Linked DNA regions of Mus musculus: region 2 is linked to region 1. A link is a loop called in an ENCODE intact Hi-C map of the cell type or tissue named here. Cell type or tissue: heart. All regions are shown on one strand. Region 1 overlaps Nfatc2 (nuclear factor of activated T cells, cytoplasmic, calcineurin dependent 2). Region 2 overlaps Nfatc2 (nuclear factor of activated T cells, cytoplasmic, calcineurin dependent 2).

Region 1 (8,000 bases):
TAATAGCATGACTGTGGTCACAGCTGTAGCCCTCTCTCCCACTATGATGGTGCAGGGTGGACAGGTCACCTGTGACAGTCCCTGTAGCACTACAGAGCGGACTTGCCCTGCCCCTGGCTGTTAGCACATCACAGGGAGCCTATAGCCTGGGAAGCTGCAGGTGCGTGTGGGCCTTAAGCAAACACGAGGTGCCCCAGGGGAGCACAATGGCCCACACACCCTACCACTCAGGAGGAGCCAGGCTACCGTAAGTCAGGGGAGGAGAGCGCAGACTGGCAAAAGTTGCCAAGAGAACTGCTCTGAAGCTACCCAGGTAGCTTCCTGCTGGTGGACGTTCCCCTCCCCCCTAGCTGGCCCTTTCCCCATCCAGCCACCTGGGAAGAGGCAGGCAGAACTGCCCTTGATGGAGCGCACACAGTATGTCCATGGGCTTGCACGTACCAGCCCCTCACTGGCCTCATCACCCTGTGGGTCCCTTGCCTTCTCATCCAGAAATATTGGGATATATTTGCTGAGCACTGACATGCACCAGTGACTCAGGCAGGCCTGATCCTCAGAGTCCACCCCCTCCAAGGCTGGGGTTCGGAAAGACTGGCTGCTTAGTGCAGCCCTGGCTTACATAAGGAAGGGGCCAAAGGCTCAGCTCTCTCTGTCTCGGCAACCTGGACCCTTCGCTGATCATGGAACCCGTCGGTGAGGTTCATGCGGCCTCTAGGGAGAGTCTTGTTAAATAAAGATGGTTGAGAATGCCCAGGGCATTGGAGGGAGAAAATCAAGGAAGGCCAGGCCAGGAAAGAAAGAGAAAGAGAAAAAGAAAAAGAAAGAGAAAGAGAAAGAGAAAGAGAAAGAGAAAGAAAAAAGAGTATAGTCTGGACCTGGTGCCGCGTGGACGAGATGCCAGGGATAGGAAGCTGAAGCCTCCAAGACCATGTGGTGACATCGACTCCCTAGTGGGCACATGGACAGTCCCCACTATAGGAGAACCTCCAGTGAGTGGTCACAGCGAACCTGGGGCTGGATAGCTCCTTTAGGCCCAGCTTGGATCTTCTGTGACAGACTGCCATTCCAAGTCAGGACCCTGGGGTCCTGTAGTCAGAGGAGGCCAGTGATCACCACTAAGGAGACAGAAAGCACCTCTGACCTGTGATGGGTAACAGCTTCCCACAGGACCCTTATCCCGGTGGCTGAGTCCTTGACTCTGGGTCCATATCCTTTTCATCTGCCCCGTTGCCCACGAGCTTTCAAGTGTGTCCCTTGATGCAACGTCCTCGACTCTGGAGCGGGAGTAATTCCTGTTCTTTGGGCTCATGACATTTAGCAATAAAAGTAAATGCAGCTAACATGTGTAGGACCATTGGCTGAGACCCAGTGCTGGATACCCAGGAGCTAGACTTGGAGTTGGGTCAGCATACTGCATCATCCTCATGATGCTGACATAGGGCCTTGGCCCCTTAGTGCTCGGTGCATCACACAATAACACACACACTCATGACCTGCCAGGACCCAAGGTCCCCCTGTGGTAGTAATTGTCCCACACTGACAGAACCCTGGCTCTGCAGAGACACCTTCCAGCCAGCCTCCCCTGTGTCCCTCCAGAGGCTCCCAGGCAGAGTATAGTCTTGGCCACTCAGCCCTGTAGGCGTGGGCAAGGACCCGTGAGGTTTCCCTCAAAGTCTCTGAGGTGCTTGCTGCTTGGCTGCAGGTCAGCGCTGGCACTGGGAAAAGTGAGTCGCCACTCCCGGCGGACTCAGAGCTTGTAAAACTATGGGACCCTGAGACAATTTATGAGGTGCCAGAAACCGGGCAGGAGCAGCATCGAGAGGCTTGGGGCCACCTGGAAGCTTAAGTCGGAGCCTGGGTCTGGTGTGTCGCCAAGCTGGAGCCCACTCCAAAGGATGGATTTGAACCCAGGCAGGGTTTGCTTGGAGAACTGTAGATAGGAAGGTTTGGACGGCCTGGAATCTTTGAGTAGCTGATGGGAGCTTTGGGGACTTATGGGAGCTGTGGGAGAAAGCCCAGGAAAGCCAGGGACTTCCTGAGAGCCCTCTGAGGGCCTACATGCTGCCCCAATTAGCAGTAGCAGCTGGTAGAAGTTGCATCAGGCAGAACTGTGGGTCCCGGGAGGGGGGGATGCGGGCGGGGGGGGTTGCTCTAGCTGCCACTCACCTCTGTTCAGTTCCTCTCTCCGAGGCTAATTGGATCGCTTTGCTTCGCTAAGGGGTTCTCCAAGGACTGGGGTGCTGTCTAGGAGGATTTTTCCCTGCCTCAGGTGGCCTCTGCCATGTGGAACTGAGCCCTGAACCGTGTGTGATAAGCCACACGGGAGGAAGGGTAGAGTGTCCACCTCTGGCCTCTGCCTACAGCACGCAGATACAGGGGCCCCAGGGAGTGGCCGGGTTTCTCTGGACTATTACTAAGCAGTGCCTCAGCCTGATGCCACTGCAGATTCTGAGACGCAGCAAACCTGCCTTCTGGCTCGGGAGCCACTGACAAACCTCAGAGGCCGTTGGTAGACCAGGCAGGCCACATTGGTGTAATAGGAAGCGGCACCCTGAGCCTGTGTTGAGCTCAGCCCTGAACATTCCTGCATGCTGAGCATGCATTGGGCATTGTTTCCCACCCCCTACAGGGACTCACTGTGCCAAATAGTGGACGGTAGTGCACACTACAGCTCACTGAGAGGTTATCATTTACTGCCACAGGCTACACGTTTTCGAGCACACTAAATTTGCCTTTTTGTGCCTGATTCCTTTTATATAGAATGAGATTGTCAAGGTGTCAGCACTTTGCTCCTTTTTCCTGGCTCAATAATATTCCGAATGGACATACCACCCTTTGTACACTCATGTATCCGCCCTGGACATTTTGATTGAGATGAGGTAGTTTGCCAGCTGTGTTCTAACCATGTCTACTGTGAACATATGGTCTGTATAAAGCTTACCTGGGTAGCAGGCACTGTTACCATGGCACAGAGGAGACTCTCAGATGCAGGACTCCTGTCCACCACAGCAATGATGCCAAATATTATGCTGACTGTGGCCATCCGGGACCATTAGGATTGTTTACTAAATAATGGCAGCTGGGGTCCTACCGTCAGATCCTTTAAGTCAAAATCTCTACAACTGTTACTCTTAGCTAGGAGTGACCTTGTGTTCCTCCTTCTCCAGGAGACTGCAGCCCTGTCTGTGTGCATTTTGAGACGTCGCAGCTGGTAGGCAGAGTACTGCTGGCATCCAGTGGGAAGACAGGAGAGATTTGGGGTGCCCTGGAATACTAAAGTAGCACGTGACATGACCCCAAAGTAAAGAACGGTTCAGCCCTGAGGCAGGAGACATGGATGGAGGCTGAGAGTCTACATCTTAGAAGTCCAATGGGGTGTCGGGCTGGGGCTGGGGAGGAGCCAGACACTGGTGAGATCCCATTCAGAAGGCTTGGCCACACCTCGTGTGTGACACAGAGGCTTCTAGGAAGCTGGCTTGCTCTCCTTACACTTTTATTAAAGACTCCATCCCCTTTGGGGAAGAAAGGTAACAGGCAGTTGTACCCAGGTTGCTGGGAGAGGAGGCTGCCCCAGATCCATGCATTCGGTGCATTTGCGCAGTGCTTTGTGATTCACAGCAGGCTCCCACCCCTCAGAGAGCTAGCCGGGCCTGGCCCCGCCCTGCCGCCCCACCCCCACCCCCGGCTGGCTACAAGCCCTTGGCTGGTCTCCCCAGTAGCCATGACTCAGGTTTTCCACCTGTAAAATGGGAGGGGTGGCATCTCCAGCGCCAGCAGCCCCTAGCCCTCCACCCCGGCTTCATCAAAGGCGATTCTGAAAAGCCGGGTCTGTAGCTGCTGTTTTCACTGCTAGTAAAATTGCCTTAGCAGTGGTTCAATTAGAAAGCCAAGGGGCTCCCACGCTGAAAAGACAGGCTTAATGATGTGCTCATGTGGGAGGAATTAGCAGTTTTATCCCTGGCCCCTCTGCGCATCCTGGAGCCCACAGGTGGTGGGATGTGCTGTTGGCTCTGAGCAGACAACATCAGGACCGTGGGGCTGGGCAACCCACTGTGGAAGCCTAAGGAGTCCCTAAGTGCACCTGCTGACCAGCCCTGGGGACAGAGGAAGAGGGTGATGTCTGTCCGACATGGAAGGAAAGGGTTAAGTTTGGGCCTCACGCGGCCGCTGCGCTGCTCAGGCTCCCGGCTGGCTCCCAGCTCCCGGATGGGGAGGTCCAGGGGCCCTGGCATGGAAAGACCTGGCCCTCTGCCCAGCCCTCAGCTCTTAGAAGAGCCAGGAGCTCAAGCTGACTCACCAGGAAGGCGGGGCTGAGGAGGGAGGGAGGAGCCTAAGGGGAGTGGGAGGGGCCTGGCTGCCGCTAGCCTTCCTCTGTGGCTGTTGACCCACCTGCTTCTATTCGTTGTCTTCTGCCGCCTGACTTCCACATAGGGCTGAGGGGGTGACTCTGGGTGCTGGGGCCTGCTTCCGAGGGTTCCCATTTCAACAAGTCGGGGACCTGTAGATCGGCTGTTCTTGAAAGTATTGAGTCCCGCCCAGCTTTCATTCATTGTGGATAAAGACAGCAGAGATAAGAAAGCCCAGTCTTGCCACACTCGGCCACTTCTAGGACCTCTCTCCTGGGGTTGAGGATAGCTCGTCTGCCTAGCTTGTCTCAAAGTGAGCCTTTCTCCAGAGAAGGGCTAAGCAGGAGGGAAGATGGGAGAAAGTGGGGTGGGGGCACCCAGGGAACCTCCCAAAGGAGGCCAGGTTAAATAGGACCTTGGGTGGTGAGGGAGGGGCCACTCACATAGGGTGGAGGGCAGAGCCTAGGGTTACTCAGAAGCTCAAAGGTAGTAGTTTGCCTAAGAGGTAGCAAGGCCTAGTGCTTGGGGGTACAGTGCTTACCCAGCCTGCCTGAGGACCTAGGTTCCACCCTCAGGCAGATATACAATGGGTACACACACACACTATCTATCTATCTATCTATCTATCTATCTATCTATCTATCTATCTGAGAGGAGAAGACAGGGAGAGAGAGAATATTTAGACGTTCTAGAAATTAGCAGGAACATAGTGAGAATGAAGTCGTGGGGAGTATACAGCTTATGGTCAGAATCACCCACAGACTTGTGCTAGGTGTGCCCTTAGCTCACGTGGGGCTGTGAGAGTCTGGGTTGAAGAGTGTAAGAAGAAGCAATGTGACAGTGGAGACCTTCATGAGGGGGTCAACTCGTCCCTGCACAAAGGAGAATGAAGACCCAGTCCGTCCTGTTTCTGCTCCTCCTGGATTCTTTTTTTTTTCCTGACAAATGATTTATTAATGAAGTTTATTAACTCTTAATTTCCTGCAGAGAAACTTCCATATGTACAAATCAGCATCAAGTCTCCAGCAAGACCTTTGCTTACAGGACTACGCCCTCAGCTCCACAGAACAAGCACTGGTCCTGGTCACCAAGGAAAAACAAGTCTTGAAAAAAACAAAAACCCCAACGCTCTTGAACCTGGCTTCTTTATACCACCCGAGGAAAATCCTTTTATTCTACATTCTCTTTCCTCTTGGCCAGCTTCTAAAATGGCACTGGGGAAAAAGATGAAAAAAACCGTTGCTTATAGGGACGATGTTTCCAAAGAGAAACTGGAAATTAGTCTCTTCTTAAATAGAAAATAGTTTTAGCCTAAAAGATACTAGCATTAAGTAACATAAGAAAAACTTCAACTTCCAAAATTCAAAATGTAGACAATGCAAGCCTAACAAGGGTTGAGAGTGAGAAGCACACAGGAAAATCTGTAGCAAACTCAGATTTCTGGATTTTAACTTCCTCCGGGTGTGATGGTATCTGATAGCCACCAAAGCAAACTGGCTTTTCCAAGGATGTGATGTTTGGAGATGCCCACTTGGGTCTCCATTCCTACCTCTCTGCTGCAGCTCTGGGTTTCTCTGGTTCATGCTGTCTCTCTTCCTTTTGCCTTCAGCTCAGCGCTCTGCCCACGAGCTGCCCATGGTGGAGAGACAAGACATGGACAGCTGCCTGGTCTACGGGGGCCAGCAGATGATCCTCACGGGCCAGAACTTCACAGCGGAGTCCAAGGTTGTGTTCATGGAGAAGACTACAGGTCAGTGGCTTCCTCACTTTCTCTCCGTTCTCTGAGCTAGACAGAAGTGAACACCGCACCACACTCCAGCCTACTGGGTAACTTCCCGCTCTTCTGGCTCACCCCACGGTGACCCGCAGCCACGTAGATCACTGTTGATGAGGGTGACATACTCAGATTGGTCCTTGGACGTTTCCATGGAGACGAAGCTTGTCCTCCTTCATCAACCTTGTCTTGATAATTTGTTTTTCTTCACGCAGGAAAACATTTAAAAAAAAAAACTTTTCCTATTATTAAAAGGAGAAACTGGGTGTTTTGCAGCTCAGAGGCAGGCACTCCGGTGTCAAGAATATTCTGAAGTGGATACTTTGTCACTGAGGCTTGCTGCATAGGAAAAGAAGTGGGAAGAGGCTAAGCTGGGCTGTGGGTCCCCTTTTAGAAACGTGAGTGTCGGGTCTGATGAGCTGTGGACATCCTTAGATAAGCCAGGATCTCATCTTTCAGAGGCAAGATATCTAGGAGCGGGCAGCAGAGAGAATCTAGCTAAGTGCAGAGGTCTCTATTAGAATCTTGTAGCTAGATGACTCACAGTATGGCCTCCAGTGGGGACAGGGAGAGCAGCAGGCAGGTGCTGGGAAGTCCCATTGCTGTCACAGCAGCAGGGAGACTGCAGAACACATTCTGTGAGAAGCCTGAGGTCTGAGCTATGGGTGTGGGCATCCGAGGGATCTGTGTCCCCGGGGATGGGGTGACAGTGGGCACAGGAGACACACTGGGGTGGGGTGACAGTAGGCACAGGAGACACACTGGGGCAGGAACTGAAAGTAAAATTGACAACATAGTCTGTCCCCACATGGGAGGGGCTTATGGTCATGTTCTTTCTGAGACACAGTTGACACCATTGCTGCCTAAGAGTGGTGGGTGGGCCTTCTGTGAGGGGAACATGTTCCCGCATCCCTGACTCTTCTGCCTGGAGAACTTGTGCTGAGCAGGGAACAGGCAGGAGGCAGGGGCTGAGCCACTACCCGCCGGACTCTGTCGGATAAATCTCTCTGCTTACAAGGAGACATTTTTGTGTCTGCGTGTTCAACTGCACTTTCTCACTGCACAAACGTTTGTGTGGATGCTTCATGGTTCCCCAGAACCTGGCTGTCAGCGGTTGTGGTGCATCCCACTGTAGGGCGCTGCAGTGCTAACGTTATTAAGCTGGTTCGTTTCTGTTGAGACTGTGTCATCCAGCTAGAGACACATTTCTGTTTGGTCTGGGCATGCATGTTAGTCCCATTTCCCACTGCCGTGATGGATATCTTAACAGAAACAACCGAGGAAGGCCTCACTTTGGCTCCCGATTCAAGGGTCTCCAGCCTGTCACAAGGCAGCAGGCCACACTGCATCTGAAATCAAGAGGCAGAGAGCCCAGAAGGCTAGCGTTCAGCTCTGTTTTTTTAAAAATTTGGTCAGGCAGTTAGGGTGAGTCTTCCTACCTCAGCCAACCTCGTCTAGATCACTTCTCACGGGCACACCCAGAGACTCGTCTCTTAGTTGATTCTAGATCTCGTCAAGTTGATACTATTAACCATCACCACATGGTGAAGAGATGGGCACCTCCTTGGCGGATGCTTGAGCCTGTGATTAACACGGAGTGTGGATGTACAGGGTACAGTGCCTTCTCCAGGACGAGGACACTGTCCTCAGGCATGTCCAGACAGACATGACTTTAAAGCATCAAACTAATGAGATAAACACGTTTGTCACTCATGGCCAAGGTGACAGGGTATTGACAGGAAGGAATGTCTAAGAAAGATGGGAGGGCGGAACCTACTGAGGCCCTCCTGCTGGGGGCTGCTAGCCAGCTCTGGGTATCTTGGTCAGTAGCTTTGATGAACTGCTTGTTGAATGAGCGAGTGCTGTTGGTTACTGTGCAG
Region 2 (8,000 bases), 59 kb before region 1:
TAGCCTATTTAATTTATTTCTGTGACAGGGTATCACATAGCTCAGGCTGGCCTGGAACTAGACAGCTTCCTGCCACTGCATCCTCAGAGTTGGGGTCACAGGCCTGTGCCACCCCTGCTTTATTTTATTTCTGTGATGTGTTCCTCATGGTTAGATTAGGGCTAGAGATGTTCGGAAGATCACAGCATGTGGGGCCATTCCCTTCTCCTGTCCTGCTGTCAGCCTGATTCACAGCTGTTGACCTGACCTTTCCCTCAGGGGACGTGAGTTTCTTCTCCCTGGCAACCCTCTTCCAAGTTGTGTTCTTAGGAAAGTCACCAGGTGAGACCCTTGCTCAGGTGCGGCTAGTGACGCTCTGGGAATCTGTTGGGGAAGCGTGGGTGTTGTCAAGCTGCTCAGAAGGGACTTCAGAGCCCTGGGAGGCAGATGTGACGTGCTTCAGCTCTGGAGGTCACCCTTCTCTGTGTCTTCATGGCAGGACTCCCCGAGAGCGGATCTGATCTTTATCTTGGTACTAGGCCTTCGTCTGGGATGATAGCATCCTGGTGATGAGCCTTAAATTAGCTGGGCAGGAGCCTGGCACAAATCCACAGCAGAAAAAGGGTCAACAGTGAGACAGATGCTATATGAAAAGTAGTAAAGGCACAAAGGGAAGTTTGGGGAGGCCTGACCAGCAGCCGTGGGTACACCTCTCACGCCTGCAGGCAGCTTCTGCATTTGACTCCTGGTTTACAGAGGAGAACTTAAAGGCACATGCGCTCTCTCTCTCTCTCTCTCTCTCTCATGTGTGTGTGTGTGTTTAAAGTTTTTATAAAAGGCAGAGCTGAAGTCAGAGCCCAGGCTTTGAACCACTATGGGAGGCCTCTGGCTCCTCCCCTGGATAGGATGGGAGACACTTGGTCCATGGGGCTATGGCAAGCATGGAACTGAAGACAGGGGTGGTGGGCTAGGGCAAGTCATTTGACATGTAAATGGCTGGAGTGAGTTAAGCCACTGAACTCAACCCCTGTGGGCTTTGCCTAGCATTTATTAAACCCGTGCTTTCACAGCCAGCGTGAACCAGGCACTCATCCAGCCGATTTCCTAATCACCTACCATGTCCGAGCCTGAGGATACCAGGACGAAAAGACCCAGCTCTGCACACGCTGAACTGTCTCGCCCCTTCTCAGGCCTCTCTTTTGGTTTTTCTTTTTTTTGTTTGTTTGTTTTTGTTTTTCGAGACAGGGTTTCTCTGAGTAGCTCTGGCTGTCCTGGAACTCACTTTGTAGACCAGGCTGGCCTCGAACTCAGAAATTCGCCTGCCTCTGCCTCCCAAGTGCTGGGATTAAAGGCGTGCGCCACCACGCCCGGCTCTCAGGCCTCTCTTGACTTGTCTTTTTCGGGTGCACTGGCTGGTACCTCAAGTAGAAGATTACATAAAAATGAACATGGTAGCCATCTTCGCCTTTTTTTTAGAATAATATTTTTTTAAATTAATTTATTTTTTACACTCCATATTTTATTCCCCTTCTCCGGATTCACCCTCCGACTACTCCATATCCCATACCTCCTCCCCGCCCCCCAGAATAATATTTTATTTTTAACTGTGTGTTTGTGTATGTAACCGTGTATGGGCATGTGCGCCGTGAGCATGCGGGTGTCTGCAGAGGTCAGAAGAGGGCATCGGGGCCTCTGGAGCTAGAGGTGGAGTTGGCTGTGAGCCACCCAGTGTAGATGCCGAGCACTGGGCTCTGGTCCTCCGTAAGAACGACCTTGGGTTTGACCTTGGCAGGAGGACCTTGGCTGCTGGTGTAGGATGAATGCATGTGTTATGCTCTGAAGGTATTTATTCCTGTTTCCCTGGGAGTTTACTAGAAACAGGACCCGGTTGGCATAAAAGTGTCTTTTAAGTGCCTATGACAAAAATATAATCTTATTCTTAGACCGGTTGCACATTGGTTGATACAGGCCATCTGATCATAAGCATGTGAGTGTATACTGTAGGTAAGCCCACTGTTCCCAGTATAAACACTACTCGGCCACTATGTGCATTTTCCTGTGGTGCTGCTGTTTGATTGTATACTAAGGGCCTTCCCAGCAGTATTCCTGAGTGATACTTATCTGTGACATTCTCATGTGTGCAGCGGCCTTAGGTTTCTCTTCTCTCTATGCCGAGGGACTTGTGGGAGTCATATCTCTCCTTCCATCATGTGGGTGCTGGGTACTGAACCCAGGCGGTCAGGTTTGTTGGCAAGCTCCCCCACCCCCACCCCCCACCCCCCGCCATTCCCCCCATAGCCACCTCACCACCTCTATTTATGCTGTTTCTACAGGAGTCAGTTTGGGTAAATTGTATCTAAGAAATGATCCAACCCTGTTTCCACGTTTGTTTGCCTGGAGATGTTTCAAGAGCAAACTCTCGCTTCTCTGCTAGTGGTTGAGGTATCCACGGTTATCCTGTGTAGAGAGGAGGGTTAGGGCACTAGGGTCCTGGTGGCTGCTGATCCCACCCTGGAGGGGCGATGTGCTGCTGTTGGTGGCCCCTTCTGTTAAGGTTCTTTTGGGCACGCTCAGGGTTCCATGGTCTCTTCCTCCTCCCAACTTGGAATTCTCTGGTCACCTCCAGAAGTATCATTTCACTTGGATGCTGTGCTGGGGACAGACAGGTGGCAGTGCTTACAACCAGTTTACCTCAGTGGGTCTGACCTTTGTGAGGTCAAACAAATGCCCTATGAGCATGGCTTGCTGCTTTTCAGAGTCTCTTTCTGTGGTCCTTACGCTGCTGGGCTCACACTGTTTGAAAAGCTGATGAAAAATCACAGATCACTGCGCGCGCACACACACACACACACACACACACACACACACACACACACACGTACGTACATATGCATGAACTGGCTGTTTGAGCACACGTATGTCATGAGCACAGAGTATTCATACAAGCATACACCATCCACCTGTGGCCCCCAGGGCGCAGCCTCTCCCCACTCCCACTGCCTTGGGCTTTTCCCACCTTTTTTTTTTTTTTTGGTTTTTTGAGACAGGGTTTCTCTGTGCAGCCCTGGCTGTCCTGGAACTCACTCTGTAGACCAGGCTGGCCTCGAACTCAGAAATCCGCCTGCCTCTGCCTCCCGAGTGCTGGGATTAAAGGCGTGCGCCACCACACCCGGCTCTTCCCACCATTTCTCGAGGGAGCCCCTGATGTCACCTGCCCATCCATCCGAGTGAGGATACCTGCTCTCAACCCATCTGCGGGCACAATGAAAACCTCATCCTTCCTGCAAACACATGGCATGCTGGTTTGGTGCCAGGCCCAGGGGCGGGGAGATGAATGAGACCAGCTGCCTGCTTTTGCCTGGATAACCTGGAACTGGCATGGGACACAGCCTGGTCAACAAATGGGGACAAATGAGGTGCTGTGATATAGTAACTGGCTTTTTTTGGTGCTGCTAAAAATAGGCCTGTATACTAAGTGAGCTGGCTTGCTGGACACACGTGACTTTCAGAGATGCTGCCCTTTGTGTGGAGTTAAGGGCAGGCCTTAATGAACCTGCTTTGGACAAACACGGTCCTCAGGTGCCCCAGGGGAGGTGAGAAGATCCCTGACCACAGAGGAAGTGGGGCTGGAGTGTCGTTCCCCACCCCCACCCCACCCCCACCCCCATACTCCCCTTCCATCATTCTAGCTTGGAAAGCTCACTGTCCCTTATCATTAATTTCTGACGGGGAACAGCAGCACACAGAGCCTGAGAGCAGCACTCCCATTGGCTCCTGGGCTCTTTAGCCCAGAAGGCGGGGAGCTAAGGACAAGAAAAGTAGCCTCATGCATTGGCAATGCAAGGCCTGTCTGGAGCAGGGGTGCTTGGGATCTGAGGCTCTGTGTGCATTCAGCCCAACAGCACACGACCAGCCTGTCCCCAGAGCATCCCGTAGCTGCAGCCTCCAGTAGGCATCCGACGGGCCCGCCCATGCATGGCAGCTCCTGTGTGTGACCAGGTGGGATGGGAGGGCCCAGATGTCTGAACTTACAGCAAAATAGAATTAGAAAAAGTATAGGATGGAAGGGGGGTATTGGCTCTTCTTCACTTTATGCTTTTCATTTCTTCTTTCTCTCTTCCTCCCCCTCCTTTTCCCCTCCCCCTCTTCTTCCTCCCCCCCTTCCTCTCTCAGCTCATGTAACCAGCTCCTCTTGACCTCAGACTTTCTCTGTAGCCAAGGGTGACCTTGAATGCTCCTGTCTCCACTTCCCAAGTGCTGGGATTACAGGCCACTACACCCAGTTTATGAAGCACCAGGGATGGAAGCCCCCGGTATCCATGCAAGCTAGGCCAGCACTCTGTGGAGAGCAGCCACATCCCCCAGCCTCTGTTTTTGCTTCTTTCTCTGTCACATGTGCTTCTTGGTTGGGGGGGGGGTGGTGGCGGTGGCACCCGAGCCCTTCTTCCCTCCCACTGGGCAAGTCAGAACACCATATATAAACCCCAAAGGCCCTGGCTTGACTTGTTGGCTATCTGGGAACCTGGGCTGAGCAGAAATTTGAGGCCTGCAGCAAGCTGACCAGTGCTCGCTCGCAGGTCAGATGATGCAAAGATGCTATAGGGTCTCTTAGTGGGCTGCTGGAGGCCACATGACTTTGGTTCTTGGCTCATGTTTCTTATCTGTGCTGTGGCTGGTGAAGACAATAGTCCCATTAGGGCATAAGTGAGAGTTTGGTGAGATGTGGGATTCCTGCCCCAGTGGCCTGAGCTTTGTTACTGTGGATGGTGATGGGTGGGCCCTGGGTAGGCTGTTCTAAGTATCCTGACTCCTGGGGGGAAAAGAGCCCCTTCCTTAGGCTGTGGTGTGCCTTTAACCAGAAGAGCAGGTGAGCCCTGAGGGGTGTGGTGTCTACTGACTGTCAGGCTCTACCTGGTGCCTGAGCAAGTCAGCAAACACAGAAGCCTGTCTGGTTCTAACTCAAAAACCCCTGTCGGCTCTGCTCAGCCCTGGAGTACTGCTCTGCCCGGAACCCAGCGGCTGCAAGTGCTTCCTTCGTTGGCTGGAAAGTTCTGGAGGCTGCTTTCTGGGTGATGCAGGCAGCTCCCAGGTGTGTGCTGAGCCAGAAAGGAGCAGCCTTGAAAACTCAGCTCCATGATGGGTGGGTGCCCTGTGGCTTTCCCCCAGGGGCGACTTCCTCCCTCCCTAGCACAGGAAGTAGCCTCAGGCTCCCAGAGAGCTGTGGCCAGCTCACTTCCCTAGCTGCTGCACCCTTTGAGCTGAGGTTTTGATGACAGTTTCCAAACTGAGTTAGGGCATCAGGCTTGCCTGGAGACTGGGCTGTGCTGGGATGGTCCAGGCTTTGTGGTCCTCTAGCGGGAGTACAGGGGAGCTGCCTTTGACCTTCCCTCTGACCTTTTGTTACTAAATTTCCCCCAGAGTGCAACAGTAAGGGGCAGTGGTAGAATGGGCATCTTATGCACATCTCCATCCCATTGTAATTCATGGAATTGTGTAGTTAATAGATCCGGTGTTAAAGATATGGATATCTGCAGAGGTGGTACACACCTTTAATCCCAGCCCTCAGGAGGCAGAGACAGGAGGATCTCTAGGCCAGCTCGGTCTAGAAAGCAAGTTGCAGGACAGTCAGGGCTGCACAGAGAAACCCTGTTTTGAAAAACCAAAACTAAAACCAACCAACCAACCAAAAAAACCAAACCAAACCAAACCAAACCAAAAAACAAACCCCAAATATATGGACACGTGAGAAAAATCAATACGGCTGCTCTTGGGGACTTGGACTCTGGCGGCCACCCCCCCCCCCCCAAATATCGAAACCCTCAAGCAGAGAGTATAATTCACCCCCCCTGGCTTTAGTAATGAGTTAAAAAAATGTCTTCAGAGTCAGAGAGATGGTGTAGTGGGGAAAGGCATGCTCTGAACAAGCCTGGCGACCTGAGTTCCATCCCCAGGACCCACGTGAGCAAAGGAAAGGACTGACCGCCACACGTTGTCCTCTGACCGCCACACGTTGTCCTCTGACCACCACGTGCACATCAGAGCACACGCCGATAATAAACGGAAATTTAAAAACTAAAAATGTACCAGCACAATGGCTCGGTTTGTAAAGGTGCTTGCTACCACAAGGGACAAGCTGAGTTGGTCCCAGAAGGTGGAAGGAGAAAGCGTCAGCTGCAGGTTGTCCTTTGACCTCCCACGTGTGCTCTAGCACATGTATGCATGCACATAAACACACAAGTGGAAAATGATGGAAACATTTTGTTTTAAAGGAAATTCTTTCAAATGGGTAAAACGATGTTCCCAGGGCTCAGCACAGTTTTGGCGTTGTTTGAAATAGGGCCTTGTGTAGCACAGGCTGGCCCTCAAACTTGTCGGGGATTACTTCTGACCCTCTTGTCTTGATCTCCCAAATATTGGGATTATGGGAATGGCCCTCCACAACCAGTGTTGTTTACTTTTTTGTTGCTGTGATAAAACACTGACCAAAACCAACCTGGCAAAGAAGGGACTTGTTAGACCTGCATGCCCCGATCGTAGTTCATCACTGAGGGAAGTCAGGGCAGAGAGCTCCAGCAGAGTCCAGCAAACCCCTAGGCTCTGCCCAGCTTCACTTCCCCAGTGCTAGGATTATGAGAGGGTTTTGTCACCATGCCTGGCTTTTTTTTATGTGGGTACTGGGCTCAGCTCTGTAAGCACTTTACCAACTGAGCCGTCTCCACATGCCCTGGCGCTTACTCCTAAAACCCTGGGCCCTGGACCTTTAATGTGTTCTCTTGCTCCCTTTTAGCAGGCTGAGCTGGAGGCAGAGTGTGGGGGGAGCCTCTTTTCCTGAGCTGGCACTGGGGCCCAGCCTTCTAATGTAAGGATTTAGAAAAGGGCCTGTTTTAAGTTAATAAAGTACGTTTCTCCTAGCAAGCCCTTCCCTGTGAATTTTAATTGAGCTATGCCTGAACGAGCTTTCAGAAGGCCAGAAAGTGGACTGCAATGCATGGGGATTTGTCAAGGCCTTATCAAAACAGACCTGCTGGGGTGTGCCTGCCGAAGGGGGCTGCTCAGTGAGGGAAACCCTTTAAGCCTGAAAGGTTTGCAGCTATCGTCTTAAAGGCTGAGGGAAGGGGCTGTTTGCCTGCCTAATCCTCAGAAGGTGGGCTGCAGGTTTGAAATCCATGGTGGGTGATGTCACCTCTGCTGGGTGGATTGGGAGGAATGTCTTAATGACCAGGTGTGTGTGTGGGGGGGGGGGCACTGATTAAAGGTGCCCACCTCTGGAAACATGACACTCATGTTATATGGGGGTTGGGGGTGGAGAGGGGTATACATGGTATTTGGTCTGAGTCCCTAGTTTAGGGTTTCATGGCACCATGGTCACCAAGGGGAAGGTTTGCTTGTAGGGGTCTGGCTTCTGAGGGAGTGCGAATGGGCGGAGGGGCTCGGCTCTCAGAGGAGGCTACAGAGGAGTGTCTAACTTCATCTCTTCCCGCCAGGCTGCCCTGGGCTGGGTGGGCTGTGTCGTGGCCAGTCCTGCTTCTGTGGGAGAGTTATCTGACGTTTATTTTCGGTGAATACTTCTGACCAGATCGTCCCTTCTCCTTTTGCTAAGGAAGCTCTCCTGCCAGATCTCCAGATCTCACGCTTGTTCTCCAGGAACCGTAGGTCGTCTTTAAAAGTGGAGGGAGGGAGGGTGGCCGAGGAAAGGAAACAGAAGGTTCATTCACAGGAAGCAGCACCCCTCCCCCACGTCTGAAAAAGAAACCCACGAAGCCGCACCTAGGAGAATCCTAGGATTGACACTGAGCGCATCCCTGCCTGTGTGACCCTGTTTATGTGAAATCCAAGGCCAGCCAAGCCCAGTCTAGGGCAAGAGAGTTCAGAGGGTTTAGTTATTTGCTGGGTACCAGGGAAAGAAGCCCCCAGGTCATACAGCCTTGGGCGTGTGCGCATGTGTATGCGCATGCCCATGTGCGTGAGCAAAAAGCATGAGGTGGCTGTTATAACTGTGTGACGCCACGTCAGTGATGTCT

What was found. Hi-C counts contacts between places; a loop is a spot of excess contacts. Peaks named below come from ENCODE experiments on the same cell type or tissue, not always from the same donor. Only the 100,000 strongest peaks of a DNase experiment are listed, where the experiment ranks them.
Region 2: a loop joins it to region 1, with 2.1 times the contacts of the local background. A loop is called at or near these places in 4 of 42 quality-filtered maps.

Annotation. Positions count from the first base shown.
Region 1 is chr2:168,521,334-168,529,333 of GRCm38, reverse strand. It overlaps Nfatc2 (nuclear factor of activated T cells, cytoplasmic, calcineurin dependent 2), which reads left to right. Exons shown (of 11, transcript NM_001136073.2): 6 at 5,956-6,096. Among named protein-coding and RNA genes, the nearest start is that of Nfatc2, 65 kb to the left of the region's middle. In heart, no CTCF peak of the experiment used is centred here; DNase peaks (open chromatin) are centred at 2,353, 3,723 and 4,243; H3K4me3 peaks cover 1,646 bases; H3K27ac peaks cover 1,698 bases; H3K27me3 peaks cover 584 bases.
Region 2 is chr2:168,580,411-168,588,410 of GRCm38, reverse strand. All of the region lies in intron 1 of Nfatc2 (nuclear factor of activated T cells, cytoplasmic, calcineurin dependent 2), which reads left to right. Among named protein-coding and RNA genes, the nearest start is that of Nfatc2, 6.0 kb to the left of the region's middle. In heart, no CTCF peak of the experiment used is centred here; DNase peaks (open chromatin) are centred at 1,730, 3,350, 3,780, 5,190 and 2 weaker places; H3K4me3 peaks cover 496 bases; H3K27ac peaks cover 6,270 bases.